Linked DNA regions of Homo sapiens: region 1 is linked to region 2. Evidence: chromatin loops called from intact Hi-C (ENCODE). Cell type or tissue: CD14-positive monocyte. All regions are shown on one strand. Links, peaks and the distances in the headings refer to the core of each region. The heading gives the core; the rest is flanking DNA. Region 1 holds the start of SDAD1-AS1 (SDAD1 antisense RNA 1). Region 2 overlaps USO1 (USO1 vesicle transport factor).

Region 1 (9,894 bases), core at 1,895-9,894, 170 kb after region 2:
TACTTTGTAAAATTGTAAACAAGGAAAATCTGCATAGAATGAAAGAGTAAACCTTTCAGCCACTTCTTCGTTCTTATACTCTTTGCACACAGCTATTAAAAATGAATACTACTTTTAGACTGGGCGCAGTGGCTCACGTCTGTAATCCCAGCGCTTTGGGAGGCCAAGGTGGGTAGATCACTTGAGGCCAGGAGCTTGAGACCAGCCTGGCCAACATAGCAAAACTGTGTCTCTACTAAAAATACAAATACTTAGCTGGGCTTGGTGGTGCACACCTGTAATCCCAGCTACTCAGGAGGCTGAGGCAGGAGCATCACTTGAGCCCAGAAGGGGGAAGTTACAGTGAGCTGAGATCACGCCACTGCACTCCAGCCTGTCTCAAAAAACAGGAAAAAAGAAAATTAGGTGGAAAAAATATGCCCACATGTGCACAAACAGGTACATACAAAGATTTTCACTGTAGCACTATTTTTTTTTTTTTTTTTGAGATGGAGTCTCATTCTGGCACCCAGGCTGGAGAGTTATGGCACAATCTCAGCTCACTACAACCTCCACCTTCCAGGTTAAAGTGATACTCCCACCTCAGCCTCCCAAGTAGCTGGGATTACAGGCACACGCCACCATGTCTGGCTAATTCTTGTATTTTTAGTAGAGACGGGTTTTGCCATGTTGGACAGGATGGTTTTGAACTACTGACCTCAAGTGATCTGCCCGCCTTGGCCTCCCAAAGTGCTGGGATTACAGGTGTGAGCCATTGCACCCAGCCCTCATTTTTCCTTTAAAAACTGTTGTTGACAACCCGCTTGGGTCCCTTTCCATGCTGTGGAAGCTTTGTTCTTTCATTCTTCACAGTAAACCTTGCTACTGCTCACTCTTTAGGTCCGTGCCATCTTTAAGAGCTGTAATACTCACAGTGAAGGTCCGCGGCTCCAAAAAAAAAAAAAACACACAAACAAAGACTGTTGTCTTCCTTTACAAATATGTACATAGTTTACTATGGCATATGTATTCCCACTGCCCTATTCTGAAATAAGTATCATTTGCTTTTAGAGAGTTTCTCTCTTTTTGTTATTTAGGTTGCCATTTACAATAAAATGTATTAGTCATATACTGTTTAAAAGACGTTATCACATATTCCAGTACTTTGGTTACCAAAACACTAAAATGGGGAAGGATAATTTTTTTTTTTTTTTAGAAATTCTTATTTTAATATTTTATGCCATCATGAATCTTGATTTTTTTTTTTTCCTCAAAAACATGCTGGTGATGGCCAGGTACGGTGGCTCACGTCTGTTATCCCAGCACTTTGGGAGGCCGAGGCGGGTGGATCGTGAGGTCAGGAGATCAAGACCATCCTGGCTAACACGGTGAAACCCCATCTCTACCAAAAATACAAAAAATTAGCCAGGCGTGGTGGCGGGTGCCTGTAGTCCCAGCTACTCGGGAGGCTGAGGCAGGAGAACGGCATGAACCCGGGAGGCAGAGCTTGCAGTGAGCTGAGACCACACCACTGCCCTCCAGCCTGGGCAACAGAGCGAGACTCCGTCTTAAAAAAAAAAATGTTGGTGACAATTTTCATCCTAAATTTACATAGTGAGATATAGGTATAACTTTAGAACTAAGATCAAGGTTGAATAAATCTGTTTTATTAATTATATAACCAAGATAATCTTACTGAATACAAGTGACAAATTCCAAGTAGAGTAAAATAGCATGGCAGAATTCAATAACAGGGCAAAGGTGTCATCTAAGTTTCTTTCTAACTTCAGCAGTCATAGACTTTACAATGTGTACTCAGAGCAATAATAAAAGGTAAGATTCAGAAGCAGCTATGATTAAACTAACCTCAGATTCGGAGTCACTGTCCTGTTTTTCATCTTCATCTTTCCCAAGAAAGAATGTCAAAGCGGCAACTAATATCTAAACACCAATGAGAAAAAAGTCAGCTACTTGATTCAGCTTAAAATAAAGAATAAATCCTTTTGAGTATGCTTTATACATGTGCATGAACTAAGATCTGAAGAACAAATTCAAAGAGTGGTGGGATTTTTGTTCATTTTTTCTTAATTAAAAGTTGTTTTATGTTATTTCTCTAATAAATAATTTTAAAAACTAGATAAAAACTGCTAGGCTCTATATAGTTATCCTTCAAGACTGTCGAGAATTTCTACATCCCCTATAAGAAAAGTGACATTGCAGTTCTTCTAACAGACAAAAGTCAAACATTGACCTTAAATTTCTTTTAGCAGTGCCGAAGCCCAACGGAAGTCAAGAATCACAGGAGAAAACAGTAAAAAACCACTGAGGCTATCATTTATTACATAGCAATTTAAAAACTCATAATTCTATTGACTCTTTTAAAGTTCAGATGACCCAGGAAAGCAGTATAGGAACAAAGAAAGCATCACTTAACATAAACTGCATGCCTGCACATCACTGCATGCCTGGTGTGCAGGCATGCAGTTTATGCTGAGTGATGCTTACTTCTAACTGCATGCCTGGTGTGCAGGCATGCAGTTTATGCTGAGTGATGCTTTCTTCTAACTGCATGCAGAAGCAGACCATCCACAGACAGAGCTTACACACAGCCCTATAGGTGCTCACCTTGGTGACCTTAGAGAAACATGCAGTTGTGATAACATTGACAGTTTTTGCATCATTCCTGGGGGAAGACAATGAATGCTTTGAAGTAAATTTTCATTCTACTGTATTTCATAGCACAGACAATGGCACAAAATAAATGATATAACAAATGTTTGTGACGTACTAGAATTCCCAGTTGTAATATTTTAAAAAGATACGAGTTGCTAAATTACTTAACCACAGGTAAAACATTTCATCAGATTTTAGCCCAGACTTACGACAAAATTTGCAGCCATTAAGACAGACTATTTAAAGAATTTTTAATGACGTAGGAAGCTAGTCAAGTGCAAAAAAAAAAAAAAAAAACAACAACTGAGAAGATCGGGGACAGTGGCTCATTCCTGTAATCCCAGCACTTTGGAGGGCCAAGGCAGGCAGATCACTGGAGGCCAAGAGTTCCGGTCCAGCCTGATCAACATAGTGAAACCCCATCTCTACACAAAATACAAAAAATTAGCTGGGCATGTGCCTGTAATTCCAGCTACTTGGGAGGCTGAGGCACGAGAACTGCTTGAACCCAGGAGGCGGAGGTTGCAGTGAGCCAAGATCACACCATTGCACTCCAGCCTGGGCAACAGAGCAAGACTTTGTCTCAAAAAAACAAACAAACAAAAATAATCGAGAATTTAAAAACTATAATATATAGGCCGGGCGCAGTGGCTCACGCCTGTAATCCCAGCACTTTGGGAGGCCGAAGCGGGTGGATCACGATGTCAGGAGATTGAGACCATCCTGGCCAACATGGTGAAACCCCGTCTCTACTAAAATACAAAAAAAATTAGCCGAGCATGGTGGTGCATGCCTGTAGTCCCAGCTACTCGGGAGGCTGAGGCAGGGGAATCGCTGGAACCCAGGAGACAGAGGTTGCAGTGAGCCAAGATCATGCCACTGCACTCCAGCCTGGTGACAGAGCAAGACTTTCTCAAAAAAAATTAATAAATAAATAAAAATTAAAAAAAATAAAAACTGTAATACAGAAAAATTTCAACCATATTTAAAAATTCACATTAAACAAAAAAGACTGGGTGGAAATACCATAAATACTAACAGTAATTGATTAAAACCACTTTTTAAATTTCTCCAAATTTTCTGCTGTAATGAATATTACTTTTATAGTAAAAAAATGTTAGTCAATAAGAAAAGCAAAAGAAATGAGTTAGGGACACTGTATCAACAAACTGAAGTGTACGAAGCATGATATTTTATATAAATAGGATGAATTGACTTGAAAATCTTCAGAGCGGCAGAAGAGAGAGCACAGATTTTGGAGTCAGTTAGATCTGGGTCTGAATTTCAGCTCTGCCTCTTAATAGCTAAACTTTTACTAACTCTAAGAACTTCCATGTCATTACTTATAAAATGGGGATAATTCCAGATAAGCTACATCTTCTGTTCTCAAGTTGTTCTAAGTGAGGTCATGTCAAAGTGCCCGACCTCAGTAGCTGCTCAAGAAATGATAACCAATGTCATTAGTCATTTGAATTGCCTCTATTTTTACTTCCAACTTAAATCTATGACATAAGTATATTAAAGAGCTCAAGCTCAAGAAAAGTATTTGTATATGTGCTCTGTATTAATTACAAATGAAAAAAGAGTCTACTTCTCAAGAGACAAATATATATACACTACCAGATGTTCCTTCTGTAGAGTTCAATCATTACATCTAAAGACATCTTGGCTGCGGTTGCATTGCTATCTCTTAACATGGTGTACATGAAATTTTGCAATACCTGCAGAAAAGGAGGAGAAAGAAGACTTAATGCACTGATGGTACAATGCTGCAAACATGGAAGACAGAAGAGTACTTACTACATTCACTTTATTGTTCTTGTGTTTTGCATTTATATTCTTGATATCAGTCACAATATGTGTGTATAAAGTCTGAGGAAAAGAAACAAAAATATATACATTAAACCTAACCAACATTTTTAACCTTGCTAAATTTGGAGAACAGTATGAATGTACAGGATGACTTAATTTTACCTATTTTTCATTCTATCCCAAAAGAAACCCAAACCAAGCAAACAAACAAAAAAGCAACTACAAAGCAAAGCAAAGTTGTCCTCAAGAAGTTAAACATGGAGTTTAATGTAATACGGCACAATTCTCCTAGGTATATATCCTAGAAAATGAAAACATCAGTGTTCACACAAACATTCATAGCAGCCTTATTCATAGTGGCCAAAAAGTGGAAATAACTTAAATTTCCACTAACTGATGAATGGATAAACAAAATGTGGTATATCCATACAATGGAATATTATTTGGCAACAAAAAGGAATAAAGTACTGATACGTGCTACAACATGAATGAATCTTGGAAACATTATGCTAAGTGAAAGAATCTAGTCACTAAAGACCACATATTGTTATGATTCCACTTATATAAAATTTCCAAAACACACAAATCTATAGTGACCCAAAGTAGACTGGTGATTACCTAGAGCTAAAAGGGATGAGGAACAGGATTAACTACTAATTGGAATAGAGTTTCTTTTGGGGGTGACAAAATGTTCAAAAATTGTTTGCAGTGATGGTTGTACCACGCTGTGAATACACTAAAAAACACTGAATTGTACACTTTAAGTGGATGAATTTTACATAAATTATATCTCAATAAAAGTGTTATTAAAAAAAAAATGCTCCAATTTACCAAGCACCTAACTGCATGCAGGAAAATACTGTGAATGCATATATCACTGGTGCCCACACCATGCTCCCATGGACCACTTTTATTCCACAAATTAGACCAAGAAGTACAATTGCTAAAATCAAACAGTGGTAGTCTCTTAATACTTTGAAAAAAATTTTAAATTAATGAATGTAAACTTAAATTTTTCTTTCCTTTTTTTCTTTAAATACAGCAGTGGTCTTGCTGTGTTGCCCAGGCTGGTCTCAAACTCCTGGACTCAAGTGATCCTCCCACCTCAGCCTCCCAAAATGCTGGTATTGTAGGTGTGAGCCACAGTGTCCAGCCAAGTTTCTCCATCTTAAATTTCTTTCATAAATCTTCAGCTTCTAGTCTTATATAAGCAAATGCAAAATCATGGGAAAATGTTAATAACAACAAAAAAGTTTTTTGTGGGGGAGTGGGTCAGTTATAGCTGTGAGTACCAATGTCCTGATTTAGCCAGCCAGTATGGTGCAGTAGTAAAAGGCTTGGGTTCTGGAACCAGAGCCTGGGCTTATATCCAATCCCACCACTAAGAAGCAGTGTGAGAGTGGGCAAGTTACTCTATCTCTCTTTAACCTCAGCCCTTTCATCTGCAAAGTAAGAATAATAATAATGAGGATCCCTCTCTCATAGGGCTTTGTGAGTAAATGAGTAAATACACAAAGCTCTGAGAATGGTGCCTGGCACAAAGTATGCACTCAATAAATATGGCTATTAACACCATATAGCATGCACACAATGGTTGCTTTTTCCTGTTAAAGTTATTATTAACAATGTAAAGCATCGATAATTCAAGAGACAACAAAATTTTATGTCGCCTCAAGGAAGATGCAGGGAAATATTTGTTTTGCCCTTTACCTTTCGCAGAAGTTTATCATGGCAACGAAAAAGTTCAAAGAAGAGTTCTAGCAGGCTTGATGGATTGATGAGATTCTTATTTCTCAGCAAGATCAAAGCTTTGCAAAATGTCTCGGGAAGGAAAAAAACATACCATAAGACAATGGTAAAGTTAACAAGGTGAGAAAATACAGCGTATATGTCCCAAGACCTTAATGTCTTTTACTAACTAGACACTATTGTAGGATTCAGAATAGTCAGTCTCTGCCTTCATGGAGCTTACACTGGGGATAGAGCAGAACGGAGGACAGACAAGCCAAGTAAGCATATAAAAAGGAGGATCTAAGAAAATAAGTGTCATGAAGGAAGTAAAACAGGGTTATGTAATTGATCAACAGTGACTGAGGGAGGGCCACAGGGAGGTCAAGTAAGGTCTCTTTGTAGTGTCATCATACGGCAAAACCCTGAATCCATAAAGACAGGTGGGATAACAACATAATACACTAAATTGGAATAATCAATGAGAGTTTATGACCTTACGAGGCATTCTTCTGAAGTACCATCAGCACTAAGAATGGCTCAACAGCAGTTGTTGCATGCCTGCCCCCCGCCTTTTTTTTTTTTTTTTTTTGAGACGGGTCTCGCTATATTGCCTAGGCTAGTCTTGAACTCTTGAGCTCAAGTGATCCTGCTTCAGCCTCCTGATTAGCCAGGACTGTAGGTACCCAGCTATTTTTTTTTTTTTTTCTATTTTTAAGAGATAGAGTCTCATTATGTTGCCTAGGCTGGTTTCAAGCTCCTGGAAACTTCTCAAATGATGCTCCTACTTCAGCCTCCTAAGTAGCTGGGATTACAGGCATGAGCTGATGCGCCTAGCAGCTGTGGCACTCTTGCTTACCACCAACTCTTACATGTAGCCCTATCACCCAAATTTTGTGTTACCCTTCATTAGATGAAATACAATCCTTGAAGAATAGTTGATTCCAAGTCTTGGGGCAGGAAAAACGGTAAGAATGAATTTGGAACTATTTCTGCCAGAATTCAAGGATGCTTTCAAAAACAAGGGCAAGGCTGGGCATGGTGGCCCACACCCATAATCTCAGCACTTTGGGAGGCTGAGGTGGGAGAATCACTTGAGGCCAGGAGTTCAAGACCAGCCTGGGCAATGTAGTGAGACCTTGTCTCTACACAAAAAAAAAAAAAATTAGCTGGGTGTGGTGGCACACACCTTGTGGTCCTAGCTACTTGGCACGCTGAGGTGGGAGGACTGCTTGAGCCCAGAAGCTTGAGGCTGCGGTGAGCTAAGATCGTACCACTGTACTCCAGCCTGGGCAGCTGAGTGACAGACCCTGTCTCAGAAAAAAAAAAAAAAAAAAAAAAAAAAAAATTCAGGGAAATTGCTAAAAGGACTAAGAAGCTTCCCCTGGCAAGGTGGTGACAATCTGAACATAAAGTAATTAAAATAATAATACTAAAAAAAAGTTTTAAAGTACATAAAAAGGTAGTTATAATGTCAATGAAATACATATAACTTGACTTTTATTGATTTGACTAAGTAGGTAAGAATTACTATATATGGATATTTTATTTCTTCCAAAAAAAATACAATGTTTCTATCTGTGTAAGCAGGACAGAGTGAACAAAATCTTGGGAATGATTCAAAAAGTCTTGGAAAAATAGCAAATACACCAGGTAGAAAGATAGCCCAGTGGCTGATAAGAATTGTTGGTTATCCCAATAACCAATTAAAAAGAGCTTCTTCCAGTGTGTTCAATGCTTCCTCTAAAGAGCAATGCTAACTATACAGACGCAATCCTTTATCTCCTAGTAAAGGAAATCTCTATTATTATTATTATTTTTTTTTTTTGAGACAGAGGCTGGAGTGCAATGGCGCGATCTCGGCTCACTGCAACCTCCGCCTCCCAGGTTCAAGCAATTCTCCTGACTGAGCCTCCCAAGTAGCTGGGATTACAGGCACGCACCACCATGCCCGGCTTATTTTGTATTTTTAGTAGAGACAGGGTTTCTCCATGTAGGTCAGGCTGGTCTCGAACTCCCGACCTCAGGTGATCCTCCTGCCTCGGCCTCCCAAAGTGCTGGGATTACAGGCGTGAGCCACCGCGCCTGGCGGAAATCTTTATTATTTTTTAAAAACCTACTAATCATCATAAAGCACTATAAAGAAATATACATACACATTTTTTTCCATTTAAAAAAAAATTTAGAGGTGGGATCTTGCTATGTTGCCTAGGCTGCAGTGTAGTGGCTATTCACAGGCATGCTCATACCACACCTCAGCCTCAAACTCCTGACCTCAAGCAATCCTCCTGCCTCAGCCTCCCAAGAAGCCGGGACTACAGGTGCACCTGGCATATATATTAATTTAATAATGCCCACAGACCAGTTTGGTGGGGTACTGCCAGGAAAATAAAACTTAAAGAAATCCTAATTACTTGGAAAGCCATTAAGTCTCTATACTCAAAATATCAAATCTCTATGACCTACAAGGACTTCAAGAGTAACATGACATAGGTAAAAGCCTTTAGACTAGGGGTTCAAGTTTGGAGTCCCTTGGGCTATACTGCCAGGTCCCATGTACCAGCTGAGTATCAATCAGTTGACAACCCAGGGCCTGAAACCTTGGCTTGTCTGAGACAGTATTCTTTTTCTTTTTGGCCTAATCAAATTACTAAAATCCTAAAGTAGTATAAAAATGATAGAAATACAAAAAACCTGAGAAAGTCTAAAAGAAAACAAATATTCATCTAAAGACTTGGCATTTCTACAAGTTGTGCTATAGGATATTAGTACGTTTTGTGATCATATTTGCGTACTTATCTGCTGTAAAGAGGTTTGAAAAGCAGATGTATTAAATTTGGAAATGTCTTAGTCCCTAGAAGCAGAGACTGATTTATTACAAGTGATTTGTTGGGGGTATGATCTCAGAAAGGAAGTGAAGGAAGGAGGATAGTGCAGAGACACGCAAAGCAAAGCAAGGATGTGCCCTTGACTGGAGACTAGCTTTAGTCCCAACACAGGAAAACACTGGAGCACATCCTGCATTGGAGTCAGAGCCACCCTGAGGTAATGGGCTGGGCTTTTGTACCACATGATAATGGGCTGTGGGCTACTAGGGTAGGAGGACACCTCCCAGGCACTAGGACTCCGATTTAGCTGAGGACAATGTTGCAGAGAAAGGGCAGCTGAGGGCCACCAGCAGCTGACATTCACAACAAGTGGGGCAAACAGGTACACCGGCCTCGTGAAGGGAATGTCAGCCAGGACTCAACCCCAACCACTAAAAGGACAATGATGAAATGCTCAAACTGACTGTCTAATGGGTAAGTTTACTAATTTAAGGCATTATAAAAATGACAAGTTGTGATTAGGATTCTACATGCATATGAGATTTGAATGACTAGAAGAAATCATCTCAAAAGGTTAAAGAGCATCCTGTAGGGTTAGTGTGCTGGAAGAATAGAAAGATCACAGTGTAGCTGAAAACAATATGATATCAGAAACACAGGCTGGAAGCAGATCATGCAGGCACTTTTGAGCCAGGTTATTAAGTTTCCGTTTTACTCTAAGTATAAATGAGAAGCCATAGAAGGATTTTTAGGAAAGGATAATACATTATAATTTACGTTTTCTGAAGATAATTAGCTTAGAGGCTGTTCTCATTTAAATATATATGAACGCAGCACACATGAACACAGCACAATTTATTCATCCAACTACTGG
Region 2 (9,967 bases), core at 864-8,863:
ATTTTAAATAAGCTTCCTTTTATAGGTGTTATAACTAAGGCTATTTATAAGTCCAGTGAAGAAGATAAAAAAGAAGAAGAGGTGAAAAAAACATTAGAACAGCATGACAATATTGTGACTCACTACAAAAATATGATTCGAGAGCAGGTAAGTACTAATGAACTGTATATACCCTCTGATTACCAATAGGCACTTTCTGCTTTAAGGGAGCCTTTTTTTCTGACATTTCAAATGAAAGAGGATATAGAAAGCAAAACCCATCATTTTTCAAAGCATCTGAGTATTCAACAAACAGAGTGCTTAATATGTGCTAAGCACCATGCAGCTGATTTATTAGATAATGATGAGTGGATAAAGATGAAACTACAATTGCGGAATCATCAGTTGACATTTTCTTTCCAGGATACCAGTGAACTTTCATTACTTGCATTGTGTTGAGTACCCTAAACCTTCATTATATTCCTTCAAAATGTTTTCTTGACTTTTACTCTCATTTAATTTCTTATGATATTTACCTTGATTGGAATTCTAGAAAGTGCTGAAAAATGAGGTTATTAATGTTGTTAAAATTCCAGTGTCATAAAAAAATACAATAGTGGCAGACCCTGTGGGACAGATTCATCCCCTTCCCTCTACTGCTCTCCACACCTGTCTACTAATTGTGCACAGTTTATGGCAGGTGTGGCAAGTAAAAGCATAGATAGAACCCTTTAAATTGACAACTGTTTATATCTTATTTTCTTCCTCACAATCTACATTACTGAGATTAGTTTGTTTTTTGTTTAGACAGAGTCTTGCTCTTGTTTCCCAGGCTGGAGTGCAGTGGCGCAGTCTCGGCTCACTGCAACCTCCGCCTCCCAGGTTCAAGCAATTCTCTTGCCTCAGCCTCGCAAGTAGCTGGGATTATAGGCGTGTGCCACCACGCTGCCTAATTTTTATATTTTTAGTAGAGATGAGGTTTCACCATGTTGGCTGGTGTTGATCTCCTGACCTCGGGTGATCCCTTCCCTTCCCTGCCTCAGCCTTCCGAAATGCTGGGATTATAGGCATAAGCCAGCGCGCCCAGCCTACTGAGATTAAAATTTTAAGAAAGAATGAAAATATTGTGGTATATTTAGCATTCATTCTAAGCTTTTCAGTTTAAAAGTAAATCAATCAATAAATTATAATCTTAGAATGGTAAAATTTGAATCATCAAACTACCTATGGTTATTAGGATTTTTCATCTATATCTGGGTACAAAGATGGAGCCATTTCCAGTTGCTAAAATGTAATAATATCTTTGGAACAGTGAAAAAAACAAATAGTTGTAATGTGATATAGAGTCTATACTTGGGGCTGCAAATACAGTTGATTTGGCAAAAGAAAAGAGTGATTGACACAATTACTCTAATGACTTCCTTAGAAATGTTCATTTTAAATATTCTTACCATTTAAAATGCTATTTGGCATTAGTCCACAAGCATCTAGAACTATAAAATGTTTATATCCTTTGAATGACATTTGATAATTCATCCTAAGGGAATTCTCCAAAATTCAGGAAAACAATTATATGGACTAAAATATATAATGTAATGAAATTTGTCACTTTGAAAAATGGAAAGCAATATTAAGTAGATGCAATACAATTTATATTCAGTGTTTTTGATGCTGAGGTTGCTTTCCATTTTTCTTTTTCTTTTCTTTTTTTTTTTTTTTTTTTTTTTTTGAGACAGTTTCGCTCTTGTTGCCCAGGCTGGAGTGCAGTGGCTGAGCACGGTGCCTCATGCCTGTAATCCCAGCACTTTGGGAGGCCAAGGTGGGCAGATTACCTGAGGTCGGGAGTTCGAGACCAATCTGACCAACATGGAGAAACCCTGTCTCTACTAAAAATACAAAAAATTAGCTGGGGATGGTGGCACATGCCTATAATCCCAGCTACTCAGGAGGATGAGGTAGGAGAATCGCTTGAACAACCTGGGAGGCGGAGGTTACAGTGAGCCGAGATCGCACCATTGCACTCCAGCCTGGGCAACAAGAGCGAAACTCTGTCTCAAAAAAAAAAAAACCCAAGAAAAAAAGAAAGAAAGAAAAGAAAAAAAATGGAAAGCAACCTTAGCATCAAAAACATTGAATATAAATTGTATTGCATCTACTTAATTAGATAGGATTAAAAATTATGGTTTGAAAACTATGTAGCAATATGGGGAAATTATGATAGAATGTTAAGTAAATTAAAGGCTACATAATTATATATATATACCTATTGTGACAAATTTTAAACCATGGATTGGGAAAAAATTAGAAGAAAATAAAGAAATACATAAAATTCTGGCCGGGCACGGTGGCTCACGCCTGTAATCCCAGCACTTTGGGAGGCTGAGACCGGTGGATCACCTGAGGTCAGGAGTTTGAGACCAGCCTGGCCAACATGGTGAAACCCCATCTCTACTAAAAATACAAAAACATTAGCTGGGCATGGCAGCGGGCGCCTGTAATCCCAGCTACTCAGGAGGCTGACGCAGGAGAATTGCTTGAACCTTGGAGGCAGAGGTTGCAGTGAGCTGGATTGCACCACTGCACTCCAGCCTGGGCGATAAGAGCGAAACTCCGTCTCAAAAAAAAAAAAAAGAAAAAAAATACATCAAATTCCAACTATAGTTTTATTATGATGGTAAAAGTTGGAAGCTCTTTTTTCAATTTCCTATATTTATTTTCTCATTGGCTTTTAATATTAAAAATAATATAGAAGCATATGTATACATACATATACTAAATTTCTTAAATAGTTTGATGTAAATTTTTAAATGGTTTTATGACCATAAAATGGAGTTTTTTCATTTTATTTCCCACTATAATTGCAGGCTATGCCATGATGTTTATTAATGGAGCCTTCTTTGAAATCTTGTAGTTCTGCTGCATGTTAATTGGCCTTGATGGATATATTAACACACCAAGTTGCTTAATTACTGAACGATTTTGGAAGTGTTAAGCACTTTAGCATACTGTCCCAAAATGACCTCTAATTTTTAAAATGTGTTCACCTTCTTAATGCTAACGAGTATGACTTTAAAACACATGAATTATGTTTTGTTTCACAGGATCTCCAACTTGAGGAATTAAGGCAGCAGGTTTCTACATTAAAATGTCAAAATGAACAGCTCCAGACGGCAGTCACACAGCAAGTATCACAGATCCAGCAGCACAAAGACCAGTATAATCTTCTTAAAATACAGCTAGGTAAGCATAGCTAAGCCATCACTATGATAGCACTCAGGTCATTCTTTCCTCAAGAGCTAGACAAAGTAAAAGATTCTTTCTGTGGACTAGTATTTTTCTAACCTTAATCATGGTGACAAAAATGTAAATCGGAGTTTAAAGCAAAATAGCATGATAGTTAAGAGCAGTTAAGACTGGACCTTTAGAGATTGAAGTCCAAGCTTCTTGCTACCTGTTTATCTGGCCCATTGATTCTCAACCCTGGCTGCATATTAGAATCTCCTGAGATGCTTTTTTAAAAAAAAATACCAATGCTGATACCACAATAGTGTTTCTGATTTAATAAATCTGGGATTAGGTCCAGGGATCAGTAACTAGTATAAGCCCACCAGGTGATTCTAATGTATAGCTGATTAAGAATGACCGCTGTAATCTTTCAGTTTCCTCTTCTGCAAAATGAAGATAGTAATAACATTTGAGAACTAAATGATATAATAAATGAAAAATTTAAGTTGTGCCTGGAAAATGGCAAGAGCTCCACTGCTTTTAAATAGTATTATCCTACGGTGCTTGTGAAGATTTTTTAAAAGGATTTTATTTTCTCATATTCAGTTGACAGAATTGGAATTAAAATTACTGTAATTCTTAATCATAGATCACCAGACCATGCAGTTTAGTCAAGGCTGTGCTGTTTTTTCTCCCAGAAATCTGGAAAATACTATCAGTTCACTATTTTTATCAGTATACCATTCTGCAAAGATGAAATGTGATTGCAAAAGTGCTGCCAAAGTAATTGAATGAAGAAAATTACATATTTGAATCTTCTACTTCAAAAATGAAAAACTGAAGTTTCCCGTTGGCTTTTAAAATGTTATGTCTGTCTAACAGGAAAAGACAATCAGCATCAAGGTTCTTACAGTGAGGGGGCTCAGATGAATGGCATTCAGCCAGAAGAAATTGGTAGATTGCGAGAAGAGATAGAAGAATTAAAACGTAATCAGGAACTTTTACAAAGCCAGCTGACTGAAAAGGACTCTATGATTGAAAATATGGTAAAGTAAATGTTTAAGAAGTTAAAATAAGAGTTCAAGAGTGGTTCTCATTATCCTGCCTTTTTTTTTTTTCCTTGGATCTCTTAAGCCAGAATATCATATGTTAAGATTTTACAGGATGGGCCAGGCACAGTGGCTTACGCCTGTAATCCTAGCACTTTGGGAGGCTGAGGTGGGCGGATCACCTGAGGTCAGGAGTTCAAGACTAGCCTGGCCAATATGGCGAAACCCTGTCTCTACTAAAAATACAAAAATTAGCCGGGCATGGTGGCAGGCACCTGTAGTCCCAGCTACGCAGGAGGCTGAGGCAGGAGAATCTCTTAAACCCAGGAGGTAGAGGTTGCAGTGAGCCGAGATCACCCCACTTCACCTCATTGCCTGTGCGACAGAGGGAGACTTTCCATCTAAAAAAAAAAAAAAAAAGATTTTACAGGATGAGCTTTAGAGTCAAACTGTTTAAACTTCAATGCTTCCTGGCTCATTGAATTTAAGCAATTTAGTTAACCTCTTTAAACTTGTTTCCTGATCTATAAAATGGTAGTGGTAATGTCTAGTTCATTGTTGTGAGATTTAATTTACTCTTCTAATAGATGGAAATTATTTAATAAATGTTTGCTTTTATGCTCTTTCTCCATATGAACGCAGGTAAATGCTTAGATTTAATAAATTGCTCGGTAAAATAAAAATTTTATTTTTTTTTCTTTAGAGACAGAGTCTCGCTCTGTTAGCCCAGTCTGGAGCGCAGTGGCACAATCTCGGCTCACTGCAACCTCCACCTCCCAGGTTCTAGCAGTTCTCCTGCCTCAGCCTCCCGAGTAGCTGGGATTATAGGTGCACGCTGCCACGTCCGGCTAATTTTTTGTATTTTAGTAGAGATAGGGTTTCACCGTGTTGCCCAAGCTGATCTTGCATTCCTGAGCTCAAGCAATCCACTGGCCTTGGCCTCCCAAGGATTACAGGCATGAGCCACCGCACCCAGCCTACAAATGGATTTTTAGCCATGAAAAAGTTGTAGACAATATGTGCTGTGTTGGAATTTTATCTTGGGCATAAAAATTAAAAGGTTGGTGTGAATTTTTTGGTAAGCACATATGATATAGTTTATATGTGTACAGTTCTGTTTTTTTTTCTCATCTCTTTAGACTGAATATATTTTATAGTTTATTTTTGTGCTATTTGCAGAAATCTTCCCAAACATCTGGCACAAATGAACAGTCTTCAGCAATAGTTTCAGCTAGAGATTCTGAACAAGTTGCAGAATTAAAACAGGTAATTTTCCACTTTGATCCAATTCTACTTTGTCATGTTTTAATTATAATAGAATAACAGCCCTATAGTTTCACAAATCTAGAACTATATTAGCAGATGTAAGTAAAATTTAAGTTAAGACAGCCATTTGAAAATCCAGAAGCTGTTTCTATTTATATGGTAATAGTACTTTGCTTTTTATTGTGTTTTTATTTTTCAGAGGTATTCCTTTTAAAAAATCTCAGCATCTCACCCATGTTATTTATAGATTATCAGTGAACTAACAAGGAAAAATTTAAATTTATAACTTGCAAATATGAAAATGTAAAATCTTATGCCTAATTTTAATATACTATGATAATTGCTTGACTAAATGTATGGGGTTTTTAAACTGTTTTGTCTAGAAAATATAGAATTTTAGAATTGGAAAAGAGAAGAAAGGTAAACTTACCTATATCTCAATTAAATGACTCCAGCTAAAAAGCAAAATAAACTTTTTCTGTGGTAATTTATAACATCTAGAAAAGCAAGTTAAACTTTTTTCTACTTGCTTATAGTATTTATAAATTCCTGTTAAACTAGATCATACAGATTTACCTTTATCCAATGAAAAAATTTAAATGTATTGTTCAAGAAAAGAATCAAAAGAGAGAAATGAACTCTGTATACTTACAATTAAATAATGTAGCAATTGGAAGAAAACTCTAGAGTATATTATCCCTAAACAGGTTCTGGGGTTGTTTTTCTTTCCTCCTCTCTTTTCTTCTCTCTCTTTTCTTCTTTCCCTCCTTTCTTTCTTATTATAAAAGAAATGCATACTTTTTTTTTTTTAATCCAAGCAATACTAAAAAATGACCATCCTCACTAACCTAGGACTAACTGTCTTCCTTCTCTCTCCACTAAGCAACTGGCCCTAGTCCACTGACATGGCTGCTTTGAAAGAGAAATGACTGAACATAGAGAAATTTTGTCTTATTTTGATAATGTCCATGTACCTCAGAGTAGATTCTAAATATCTGACCTCTTTTTAAAAAAAGAATCACTTATCATTTGAGGATTTTCAGGTCTCCAATATTTGTTCACAATGTTTTATTTGTGTGGGAAGATTAATATGCTCTTTTGGTTTTATTAAGTGTACCTATACTAGAACTGTATTAAAATTAAAGGGAATTAAGTTACTAATATATAGCCTTAGTTTGTAAATTCTAAGTAAAAATAAGCCATTTAATTATCTTTCCCAGTGAAACTTTAATTAGATATTTTTATAAAAAGAGAATTGCCTTTTAGTTTTTTTACTTTCTCCAGTTTATTTACTTTTATAAACTTTAGATTGTTAAAATATATGTATTTTTTAAGTGACAGTTTTGTTTTTTATAATATATAGTAAAGTACTATATATAGAAAACTGTAACTCATTTTAATAACTAAACAAAATAAATTAGAAAAGCCACAAATGTACATGATAGAAATTTTAAAGAGAACCAAAAGAAAAGAGCCTTTTACTTGCCATTGTCCCACCACTTACTCAGTGTCTCCAGACATTACCAAATGTCCTCGGGGATGGGGGGATATGGGGAGAAATCACTCCTGCTGAGAGCCATTGTTATAATTGCCTTTCTTTTCCTGTACTTTTTTTGGGGGAGGAGAAGGTGAGAAGTTTGGAAATTCAACATTAATAAAAACTTTCAATTAATACCCTGGTTTTCATTATAGTACTACTGCTTTCATCTGTGTTTGGTGGTCCCTAGTCTAAAGATGTCCTGTTTTGCCCAGCCACATAATAAACCTCAAGTCTTCATCCAGGAAAGGAGGAACGGTTGCCTGATGCCTAAGATTGAGACAGGGATCTGATGATCTATTTCTTAAATAGTCTTTTAACCAGGCCTGCAGTTTTTAACCTCATTTTTATCTGTACTTCCAGTGGTATCTAATGATACCAGTTCCTAACCTTTCTGGTAGTTAATGCATTCATTGTAAGTCAGGTACTATCTTAACTTTCTCAGTGGTCATCCTAGCTTTCAGCTTTCTCAGGTGTGCTGATTTAGTTATCACTGTTACTTGCTTTCTCAAAATTCCCCAATTATATTGCTCTCTTCTCTTACTGTTCTTGTTTTTGTAGGTTTCTTCCTCTCTCCCTCCCATCCTTCCTTTCTTTCTTCCTTCTCCCCTCCCTTCCTGTCTTTTATGATTTTTTTTTTTTGCATGGGATTTCAGGAGGGAGCAGAGGTAAATGAATGTGTTGAATTTTCCATCTTGAACCCAAAATTCAAGAATAGTTCTTTAGAGTTAGATTTTAAAAGTAGGAGGTTGTAAATCATTTTTTTAAATGTCTCCCTGTAAATATTTCCTTGATGAATTTAATACCATTTAATGTTATGACTCAACTATTTTTGTCTCTTAGGAACTGGCAACTTTAAAGTCTCAGTTAAACTCACAATCTGTGGAGATCACCAAACTACAGACAGAAAAGCAGGAACTGTTACAGAAAACAGAAGCGTTTGTAAGTATTTTCTCTTTTTTCTCTGGAAGGTAATAAAGACAAGGTTGATGTATTATTTCTTAGCCACAATTAAAAAGAAACAAATTCATCAGATAGCACCTTCTCTTTAGATTACTTACTAGCCGGTATTCTAGTAACATAGGCTTCATGTTCATGGTGACAGTCGTTTTATAGTCAGTCTCACCAGATTAGTTTATTCAGTTACTTAATAGTTTATTTTGCTGGTATTACATTCTATTTCTGTCCCTTCAGTCCAAGCTGGCAGTTTTTCTGCTGTCATAAAATATTCAGAAACCGTTGTTGTTTTCTCCAGAACATTCCTTCTCATACTTTTGCAATATAGGTAGACTGAGAATTTTCCAAATCTTCTAATTCTGATTCTTTTTTGCTTAGCAATTTCTTCTTCAATTTATCTCTCTTCTCTCACATTTAACTTTAAGCAACAAGGAGAAACCAGGCTGCACTCCAACACTTTGCTTAGAAACCTCAGTAAAATATCCAAATTCATTATTTACAAGTTCTGCTGTCCACAAAACACTGCAACACTATTTGGCCAAGTTATTTGCCACTTTATAACAAGGATTGCCTTTCCTCCGATTCCCAGTAACATGTTCCTAGTTTTCATCTGAGACCTCACCAAAAGCACCTTTAACATTCATATTTCTGCCAGCATTCTTCTTCTCACTATGACCATGAAGCTTCTTTCCAACTCCGCTCTTTTCTTTCTGAGCTCTCACCAGAATCACTTAATGTCCATATCTCTAGCAACAGTCTCATCAAGGTAATGCAGGCTTTGTCTACCATGCACCTCTCTTACAGCCTCTACTCATTACACAGTTCCAAAGCTACTTCCACATTTTTAGATATTTGTTGTGTCACTACCCGACTTCCTAGTATTTTAGAAAAAAGACAAGGAAAGACTGAAAAACTGTTATTCAGGAGTGTCTCCTCTAGCACTTGAGAAAAGATTTGCATTTCACTAATAATGATATTTGGCTCAATTTATCTACCTATCTAGGGTGGTAGTATGGACTTATAGGAAATTTATGAAGGAAAGGCTTTGAAAAATATTCTGTGTTTATTAAATGCTGGGTTACAGTTACATTAGAGCTGCCTTGCTGATTACTTTTCTGGGCTTACCTACCTTGAGGCACCTTAGCCCAGCCTTCCTCGTACTCTTATGAGATTTGATGCTCTTCCATGTGGGAACAGCTCATCTGACAGTGGAGAGCACTTTGTTGCACATAAATACATAAGGAATTATATTTTCTGTTAGTGAAAGTAAAATATCAAAATGGCAAAAAAATTAAATAACCCTTTGGGAGTTCATATTGATTGTAATGTTTAAGAGACATCTTTTTTTCCAATTTCTAATTTCAGGCAAAATCAGTTGAGGTACAAGGAGAGACCGAGACTATAATAGCCACCAAAACTACTGATGTAGAAGGAAGACTGTCAGCATTATTACAAGAGACCAAAGAGTTAAAGGTTTGTTTTTGGTGCAACTTTTATTTACTGCATATGATATGAAATGAACTCTAGGAAATTTTATATATCTTTCAAATTCTTAGATTTATGAAGAAAGCTAATGATGTGTAATTTTATCTCACAACATTTTCACTCCTATATTGATGATTTAAGATGGCACAAATGAAAATTTTTTTTGTTTTGGGTTTTTTTGTTTTGTTTTGTTTTTTTGAGATGGAGTTTCGCTCTGTCACCAGACTGGAGTACAGTGGCGCGATCTCGGCTCACCACAACCTCTGCCTCCCAGGTTCAAGCAATTCTCCCGCCTCAACCTACTGAGTAGCTGGGACTACAGGCGTGCACCACCACACCCAGCTAATTTTTGTATTTTTAGTACAGACAGGGTTTCACCACGTTGGCCAGGATGGTCTCCATCTCTTGACCTCGTGATCCACCTGCCTTGGCCTCCCAAAGTGCTGGAATGCTGGAATTACAGGTGTGA

Evidence for each region. Hi-C counts contacts between places; a loop is a spot of excess contacts. Peaks named below come from ENCODE experiments on the same cell type or tissue, not always from the same donor. Only the 100,000 strongest peaks of a DNase experiment are listed, where the experiment ranks them.
Region 1: it touches region 2 in a loop (3-fold over the local background); 7 of 110 quality-filtered maps call a loop at or near these places.

Annotation. Positions count from the first base shown.
Region 1 is chr4:75,971,472-75,981,365 of GRCh38, forward strand. It overlaps SDAD1 (SDA1 domain containing 1), which reads right to left. Exons shown (of 22, transcript NM_018115.4): 4 at 6,175-6,285; 5 at 4,453-4,524; 6 at 4,273-4,373; 7 at 2,605-2,662; 8 at 1,846-1,920. It overlaps SDAD1-AS1 (SDAD1 antisense RNA 1), which reads left to right and starts at 9,319. Exons shown (of 3, transcript NR_125906.1): 1 at 9,319-9,494. In CD14-positive monocyte, for the core only: no CTCF peak of the experiment used is centred there; a DNase peak (open chromatin) is centred at 6,560; H3K27ac peaks cover 3,225 bases.
Region 2 is chr4:75,801,054-75,811,020 of GRCh38, forward strand. USO1 (USO1 vesicle transport factor) reads left to right here. Exons shown (of 24, transcript NM_003715.4): 17 at 26-147; 18 at 3,081-3,219; 19 at 4,087-4,250; 20 at 5,433-5,519; 21 at 7,900-7,998; 22 at 9,379-9,486. Among named protein-coding and RNA genes, the nearest start is that of USO1, 81 kb to the left of the region's middle. In CD14-positive monocyte, for the core only: no CTCF peak of the experiment used is centred there; no DNase peak of the experiment used is centred there.